Regions from separate parts of the Homo sapiens genome. Here region 2 is linked to region 1. Evidence: chromatin contacts called from ENCODE Hi-C data. All regions are on one chromosome and are shown on one strand. The core of a region is the stretch at or near the end of the contact, and the rest is flanking DNA. Distances in the headings are between cores, read along the strand shown. Region 1 has its middle 250 kb from the start of CXXC4. Region 2 overlaps TET2-AS1 (TET2 antisense RNA 1).

Region 1 (3,886 bases), core at 7-2,506:
ATGGGGCAAAAATAGCTTCAAAAAAAAAAAATCATTTAGCCTAGGTATGTTGCTCATCCTCATTGCCCGCTGGCCTAGACCATAACTCAAAGGCCAGAGGAATTGCCAGCTGGCCCTGGCTTTACTGTCTTCTAGCTGTGTTTTTACTTGGTAAAGAACCTTTAGCTCTCTGGGCCCCAATTTCATCATCTGCTAAAAGAGGGAATTTTTTTTAACAGGCATGTTGTTATGTAAAAATGAGAAACTATATTGTCTGTAAAAAATATCTGAATGAGCTATAAGATAGTATACAACAGTAAAATATTGTAAGTATTGTTCATATCTCATTCTTTCCCAATGTAACTTCTAATCCTTTGTTTTTTAGGAAGATAAAAATTGCACAGATACATTTGTTATATAGAAATACACTAAGCTTTTTAGAAATCTTTCAGAATGCATTACTATTCATCCTGCTAGATTCAGTCTTAGGACACCTCCACGATGTCATTAACACTTTTGGGTGCTTATAGAGTAAGTGATTGTCACAAATCAAACCTTTACATTTCAAGAGATAAGCAATGTGAGTAAATAAAATTTCAAAATAGAGAATTTAAAATGAATTTCCTTAAAATTAGAGCCTAAAGTTATTTTGGTGCCTTTAGACATATTTTAAATGAAATAAATTCAATAAAAGCCATATGGTTTATTAATATTTAGCTCTATTTCCCTTTACAAAGGACCATAGTATGATTTTAAGAAAATATTTATTTCATGCAGCTTCAGAGTTGTTGTTGTTCTCCTTCCTTGTATAATTGCATCCATCTTATTTTTTCCTCTTAGAATCAGAGTTTCTATTTTTGCTAGCTTGTGGTGCAGATTTTACTACTAAACACTGGGAATATCAAACTGGGCAATCAAATAAGCTTTCAAGGCTCCCACTCCCTTGAGACATGAGCAGGACGCAGGGCTAAATTTGGGGTTCCAATTCCTACCCCTCAAACAGTGGCAGGCTGAAGCCACACTTAGCCTTCATACAAGATTCATGATAATCCTGGGACTGGCTTGGCTCTGACACTGTATTAGATATGTGAAGATCCAAGCTGCTCTCTACATAACTCAGGGCAGAATAGGGATTGCTTTGTAGGCACCCTGGCTGTTTTAAAGTTTTCTTTTAACCAAGTGACTTTGAAATTTCTCAGTATTTTTTTTGTGTGTGAGTGAAAAGAGAGTCAGACAGAGGAGAGCTGACGTTCCCCAGGGGCAAATCGTGTTTTCGGTTCCTCTTTATACCAAAGTTTTTCTTGCATTTTATCTTATGTCTCCTCCTACAAGCTAAAGATTTGAGCAGTTCTTTTCTTACCAAATTTAAGGGATGAACGCTGCAAGGACATGTACCGACCATTGGATCTTAAATGCTTTACTCAAAGTACAGAAGGTAAATGCAGAAGTTTTCATTAATCCCTAACCACATTATTTGACACCTAGGTCTTTTTTATTAGACACTTATGGAGAAGCATTTGTAATCTTTACTTCAAAAACAAATGATAAGATGTCACTTTAACAGTTGCAGCCTTTATCAAGAGTTAGCTGATTGTATTTTATGTTTTTGTTTTTGTTTTTATTATGGGAGAAGAAGGCAATAAAGAAGGAAACAGACTTTCATAGCTCAAGACCATTTGGTCTTTACCGCATAACTTAATTGGATCCTCACAAAAGTCCTAGGGAGCAGATATTATAAATGCAATTTTAGATGGGCAGAAACAGGATCAGGAAGGTTAGGTGATATATTCAAATCACACAGCTAACACATAGTAGATCCAAAACTCAAAATCAATTTTGTCTGATTCTAAAGTTCATGCTTTTTCCACTGGCTACTAATGCCTCATAGAAAGGAAAGAGATTGAGGTACCTGACCTAGCCAGAGAACAGTGAGATTTATGTTCCAGTTCCCTGGTTTCTGAACAATTCTTCCATGAAATGATGATAACACCACCATATTATATTCCAGGGTTGCCAAATACATGGGACCAATACAAAACAGCATCTCCTCCTCCTGCCTGCTCAGGTCCTTCTGAAACCTCTGCGAACACTTCCTCTCGGGAGAGTTCTACCACGCTTTGCTCTGTTTTAGCATTTTCTTATTGAGACACCTGCCTCCTCACCTCATTTGTCCCATAGTGTTATAAAACAGAGGCAAACAAATGTTTTTAGAGAAAAAGCAAGGGAATAATAATAAGTTAGTTAGGACCTACCTTCTTTTGGATTAAAAATGATGCACGAGGTATTTTTGTGATACGAGTCCATTGCAACTTCTAGTGAAACAAACCTTCCCGTGAAGTAGATCAGAGATAACAAGAATCACATTCTACACATGCCTAAACTCTAATTCTTTTTTCTATGCCTGGCTTGAATCAGGTAAATTTTAATCCTTTATTTGTGACTGAAAACAAACTTGGCTACTGTCTGGGTGGAAGCAAAGGTAAGGACCCCTGTAGGTGAGAGATGTAGTTGGATATTGATTTGGTCAGATATACTTTACCTTATTTCACAATAGAGGACTGTATTTGGGGCTCCTGAAAGGGTCTAAAAAAATGGAGTAAAAACATACTAACCCCCAATTTTTCACTGTAAACTGTTTATCAGAATCTTTAGTAAGTTTCCCTTGCCTTTTTATCTGATTTTTAAAATCTGAGTGCACAGAATCAATTTTTCATAAAACTTGCAAGTTTTGAGGCTTTTGCTGCATGTCAGGCACCGTTCTAGGTATTGAGAGCAACAGCAGAAAACAGATAGATTTTGGTTTAAGTAGCTCATATTCGTGTGTGTGTGTGTGCGTGCATGCACACACACGTGGTGAGGGAGTGTTTATGTATGTGTGGCAGGAGGGACACAGATAACAAACAGATACATATAAAATATATAAGGTGGCAAAAATAAATCCCCATGATAATGAGTGCCATAAAAAAATAAACCCAGAAGGAGCTAGAAATTGGCTGGGGTTGGGGTGGGTAGTTTCTCTTTTATATTGAATAGTAAAAGAAGGAACCTCTGATAGGTTATTCTTTGAGAAGAAACATGTTTCTGACATTTTTCAGAAACAGCAAGGAGGTCAGTGTGACTTGAAAAGAGAAATTAGGTGACTGGTAGGGCAAGCAACAAAAGGTTAGACTGTACAGGACCTTTTAGGCCATAGCAAAGACATTGTATTCTACTTTGAATGAAATGAGAAGCATTAGTGGGTTTTGAGCGAAGGCTCACTCCAGCTGCTGTGTTCAGAAAGAATAGAGGAGCAAGCTGGAACTTAGTTATCTTTATTAACTGCCTCTGGACACACTTAGAGGGTTGTAGAGGGGATTGAGTGGTATAATACATACAAAGAGTTATTGCATGAGTTAATACATCCTAAATTCCTAGAACATGAAAATGCTCAGTGTCTTCGTTTGGGAGCCAGCATAATTAAGTGTTTTAGAGATGGTCCTGGGCATGTCCCTGTCTAGATTCAATCCTTGCTCCATTTCCTACTTGTTTGATTTTCTAAAAGTTACCTAACTCCTTCATTCCTTGAATTTCTCATTTGTAAATGTGAATAATATAGTGTCTCCCTCACAGGATCATTGTGAGGATTAAAATTAGTCTATGCCTATGAAATATCTATGGCATCACTGTGCACATAGTAAATATTCAATAAATGTTATCAATGTCACTATATAGCTTTTACATTTTACAAGGTGGTTTCAGGTTTTCCATCTCAAAAGCTCCTTATGAAGTAAATCACATAAATACTTCTATTTTTGTTTTGTAGAAAAAGGGATTGAGGTTCAGAGAAGTGAAATGACTTGCTCAAGATCACTTAGCCAGAAAGCAGTGGAGTGGAATCGAGCCCAGATCTTCCAAGTATTCTTTTCAT
Region 2 (3,940 bases), core at 1,391-3,890, 560 kb before region 1:
CAACAAAAGCCAAAATTGACAAATGGGATCTAATTAAACTAAAGAGCTTCTGCACAGCAAAAGAAACTACCATCAGAGTGAACAGGCAACCTACAACATGGGAGAAAATTTTCGCAACCTACTCATCTGACAAAGGGCTAATATCCAGAATCTACAATGAACTCAAACAAATTTACAAGAAAAAAACAAACAACCCCATCAAAAAGTGGGCAAAGGACATGAACAGACACTTCTCAAAAGAAGACATTTATGCAGCCAAAAAACACATGAAAAAATGCTCATCATCACTGGCCATCAGAGAAATGCAAATCGAAACCACTATGAGATATCATCTCACACCAGTTAGAATGGCAATCATTAAAAAGTCAGGAAACAACAGGTGCTGGAGAGGATGTGGAGAAATAGGAACACTTTTACACTGTTGGTGGGACTGTCAACTAGTTCAACCATTGTGGAAGTCAGTGTGGCGATTCCTCAGGGATCTAGAACTAGAAATACCATTTGACCCAGCCATCCCATTACTGGGTATATACCCAAAGGACTATAAATCATGCTGCTATAAAGACACATGCACACGTATGTTTATTGCGGCATTATTCACAATAGCAAAGACTTGGAACCAACCCAAATGTCCAACAATGATAGACTGGATTAAGAAAATGTGGCACATATACACCATGGAATACTATGCAGCCATAAAAAATGATGAGTTCATGTCCTTTGTAGGGACATGGATGAAATTGGAAACCATCATTCTAAGTAAACTATCGCAAGAACAAAAAACCAAACACCGCATATTCTCACGCATAGGTAGGAATTGAACAATGAGATCACATGGACACAGGAAGGGGAATATCACACTCTGGGGACTGTGGTGGGGTCGGGGGAGGGGGGAGGGATAGCACTGGGAGATATACCTAATGCTAGATGACACGTTAGTGGGTGCAGCGCACCAGCATGGCACATGTATACATATGTAACTAACCTGCACAATGTGCACATGTACCCTAAAACTTAAAGTATAATAAAAAAAAAAAAATTAAAAAAAAATGCAGTAAAAACAAAGAGGCATTAGGCTCAAAGCAGCATGAAATTTGCCCTCTGTTAGTCATCCAAATCCTGCTGATGGTCCCACAAGGGTCTTTGCTCAAGACAGGGTAGTACTATGAGAAGGTAGTGCTATGAGAAGGACCTCTGGGCTGCCCTTGGCTGTCCCAGCCCAGCTTGACCTTGATGCCTGCAAACACCTGCTTTGATTGGAGTTGTCTTGTTACTGAGTGGGTCCAGCTTTCCAGCGCTTTCCAATTTACAAACTGGAAATTCCTGCGGTGAAAGATGTAAAAATTGTTTTTAAATATTAAATATAAAAGATTAAATATGCAAAAAAAACCTGAGGTAGGTGGAACCCTGCCACTTTTGAGACCTTCCGAGAATACTGATGACACCCTTGAGAAGAGTAAATAACTGAGAGGAGCATCAACTTTGAGGAAACACACATCTCATCTTTCTTCCTCCTTCAGTCTCGCCCACAACCAGTTCCCCCACCATACCTGCTTTGACCCCATTTCCAGGATAGGTAGTACTCTCTTGAGTCATTCTTTCTGTTTCCAGCTGGCTCACATTAATAGTGACGCAGAAAAGCTGAACGGCCCTCTTTTCTCTGAAAGAGCTCATGGTTAGATTTAGCAAGAGGCTTCTGCTCTTTCTGTCCTTCCATTGGAGAGTGTCACGTGTCATTCTGTACAGCCCTGGGGTTTTCCCCTCTTCTAAAATTCTAGTTATGAATGGTTATCATAAGTGTGAGTGACTCACCACTCTTTAATATACCAAGGCATAGGCAAGGCTGTGTGACAGCAGTGGCTGGCATGTGCTTGCAGCCAGACACACACCCACCTACACCCACACTGTTTTGCTTTTGTCCTTCAAGGTTGGAAGTGCTGAACAGAGCAGAATCCCAGGTATTGTAGCATCATGGCATAATGTTTTCCACTGAGGCTTTTCCGAGTCAGAAGTGGACAACCTAATTAGGGGGGTTTTAATGTGTATGTGACATATACTCACCATCCTAAGCTGTGTCATTGGAACTGAGGATGTTTTTGACTTTTCCTTCCCACTCTCTTTCTCACTGACCCAGACCCCTTTCTGTGGAACAGAGAAATGGTAGGCAGTGTATCTTAGCCATTTATTAACGGGGCCCAGACATGATCCCCAGGACTTTGCTGACAGGTCTAAATAAGGCTAATCTACATGTTGCCACCAGGAGCTCTATTAAAAAATTGGACAGCTGGGGGAAAGGCTGGCCTACTGGGCTTTTCACTGTTCTGACTGGGCAGCCCAACATCCTATTGCCCTGATAGAATAGAACTCCTCATATCTGCCTTGCTTTCTACCAGGCTCTGGAGCCACTTATTAGCTCTGTTTTAAGAAAATTATTGATATTCTGTGTCTCAGTTTTCTCAAGCATGAAATGGAGATAAAAATTGTACTTCCCTTAAATTGTGGTTATAAGGATTAAAAGAATAAATACATGTAAAATGCTGAAATCAATATTTAGCCCACAGTACTCTTAAATGTTAGTGATTAGTAATATCCATAGCAAGCCTCTTGCTTCAAGCCCTCTTGGGAACTTCCTAAGCTGCAAATATGTGAGTAATATCACAGCCTGTATGGCAGATGAAAGCATAATCTTTGGAAAGTTGTGTGCCTTGACCTGAAAATACTTGGACTGACCATCACTGCCATCGCAAACCATAAGCAACTGAGCACTTATTGAATATGATTTTCTCAACCTGCAGCTATACTTGAAGTCTGTAGGGGCTGAAACTTACCGTTATTTCCAACGCTGTTTGTAGTTCTACCACAAAGCCTGGCCTGTTGTAGATGCTTAATTGAGTTAGCATTGAGGGGCATCATTTTGAATCTTTATCATGAAAAGGACACTTTTGCTTGGCTGAACCTACATTGACACATAATTATGCAGAGCCCACAGTTTACACATGGGTTTGCTCGATTTGTACATTCTATGGATTTAAACAAATATATACCTGTATCCACCATTACAGTGTCATACCAAGTAGTTTCACTGCCCTAAAAATCTTCTGTGCCCTATTTGTTTCCTCACCTCTAACTCTGACAATCACTGATGTAATCGTTTTCTATTTCTGTAAAATTGGTAGTAATATCCTCTTTCATTTCTGATTTTAGTTACTTGAGCTTTTTTTCTTAGTCATTCTAGCTAAACATTTTGTTGATCTTTTCTAAGAGCTTACTTTTGGTTTAATTTTTTTGTTTTTTTTTTTTTGTATCCTGTATTGTATCTTTGTTGTAATCTTTCCTTCCTTCTTCTGGCTGTGGGTTTAGTTTTTTCTTTTTTTAGTTCCTAAAAGTGTAAAGTACATTGTTAATTTGACATCCTTCTTTTTAATGTAAGCATTTACAGCTATACATTTTTCTCTTGGGTCTGATTTCTGTACATGCCATAAGTGTCGGGGGGTTGTGTTTTCATTTCTCTCAAAATATTTTCCAGTTTCTCTATAGTTTCTTCTTTAACCCATTGGCTGTTTGAGTATATTGTTTAATTTCAATGTGTGTGAATTTTCCAGTTTTCCTTCTGCTACTCATTTCTAGTTTCATTCCATTATAATTGTAAGGGATACTTTGTATGATATCAACCTTTTAACATTTGTTAAGACTTTTTTGTTAATAAATGTTTAACATTTATTAAGACTTTTTTGTTAAGCTTCAGTTGCTTAACATTTCTATTCTGAAGAATGTTCTATGTACACCAGAAAAAAGTTGACTTTGTCTAATATAAATATGGTCATCCTTGCTCTCTTTTGGTTGCTGTTTGCATGGATTACCTTTTCTCATTATTTCACACTCAATCTGTGTGTATTCTTAGCTCTAAAATGAATCTCATAAAATTGTATCCTGCTTTCCT

Evidence for each region. Hi-C counts contacts between places; a loop is a spot of excess contacts on that map. Pooled maps may share reads with other maps.
Region 2: a loop to region 1 is called in a pooled map, with 5 times the contacts of the local background. The contact joins two enhancer-like sites. A Hi-C loop is called at or near these places in 7 of 37 single-sample maps with no recorded cell type and 4 of 50 pooled maps.

Annotation. Positions count from the first base shown.
Region 1 is chr4:104,740,706-104,744,591 of GRCh38, reverse strand. No RefSeq gene overlaps it. Among named protein-coding and RNA genes, the nearest start is that of CXXC4, 250 kb to the right of the region's middle. RefSeq lists enhancers at 1,117-1,266, 1,297-1,526. Within about 2 kb of position 1,256, at least 2 of the 41 ENCODE cell types and tissues checked have a DNase peak (open chromatin) inside an H3K27ac peak, as active enhancers do.
Region 2 is chr4:105,304,336-105,308,275 of GRCh38, reverse strand. All of the region lies in intron 2 of TET2-AS1 (TET2 antisense RNA 1), which reads left to right. Among named protein-coding and RNA genes, the nearest start is that of TET2-AS1, 47 kb to the left of the region's middle. RefSeq lists an enhancer at 1,579-1,858. Within about 2 kb of position 2,640, at least 2 of the 41 ENCODE cell types and tissues checked have a DNase peak (open chromatin) inside an H3K27ac peak, as active enhancers do.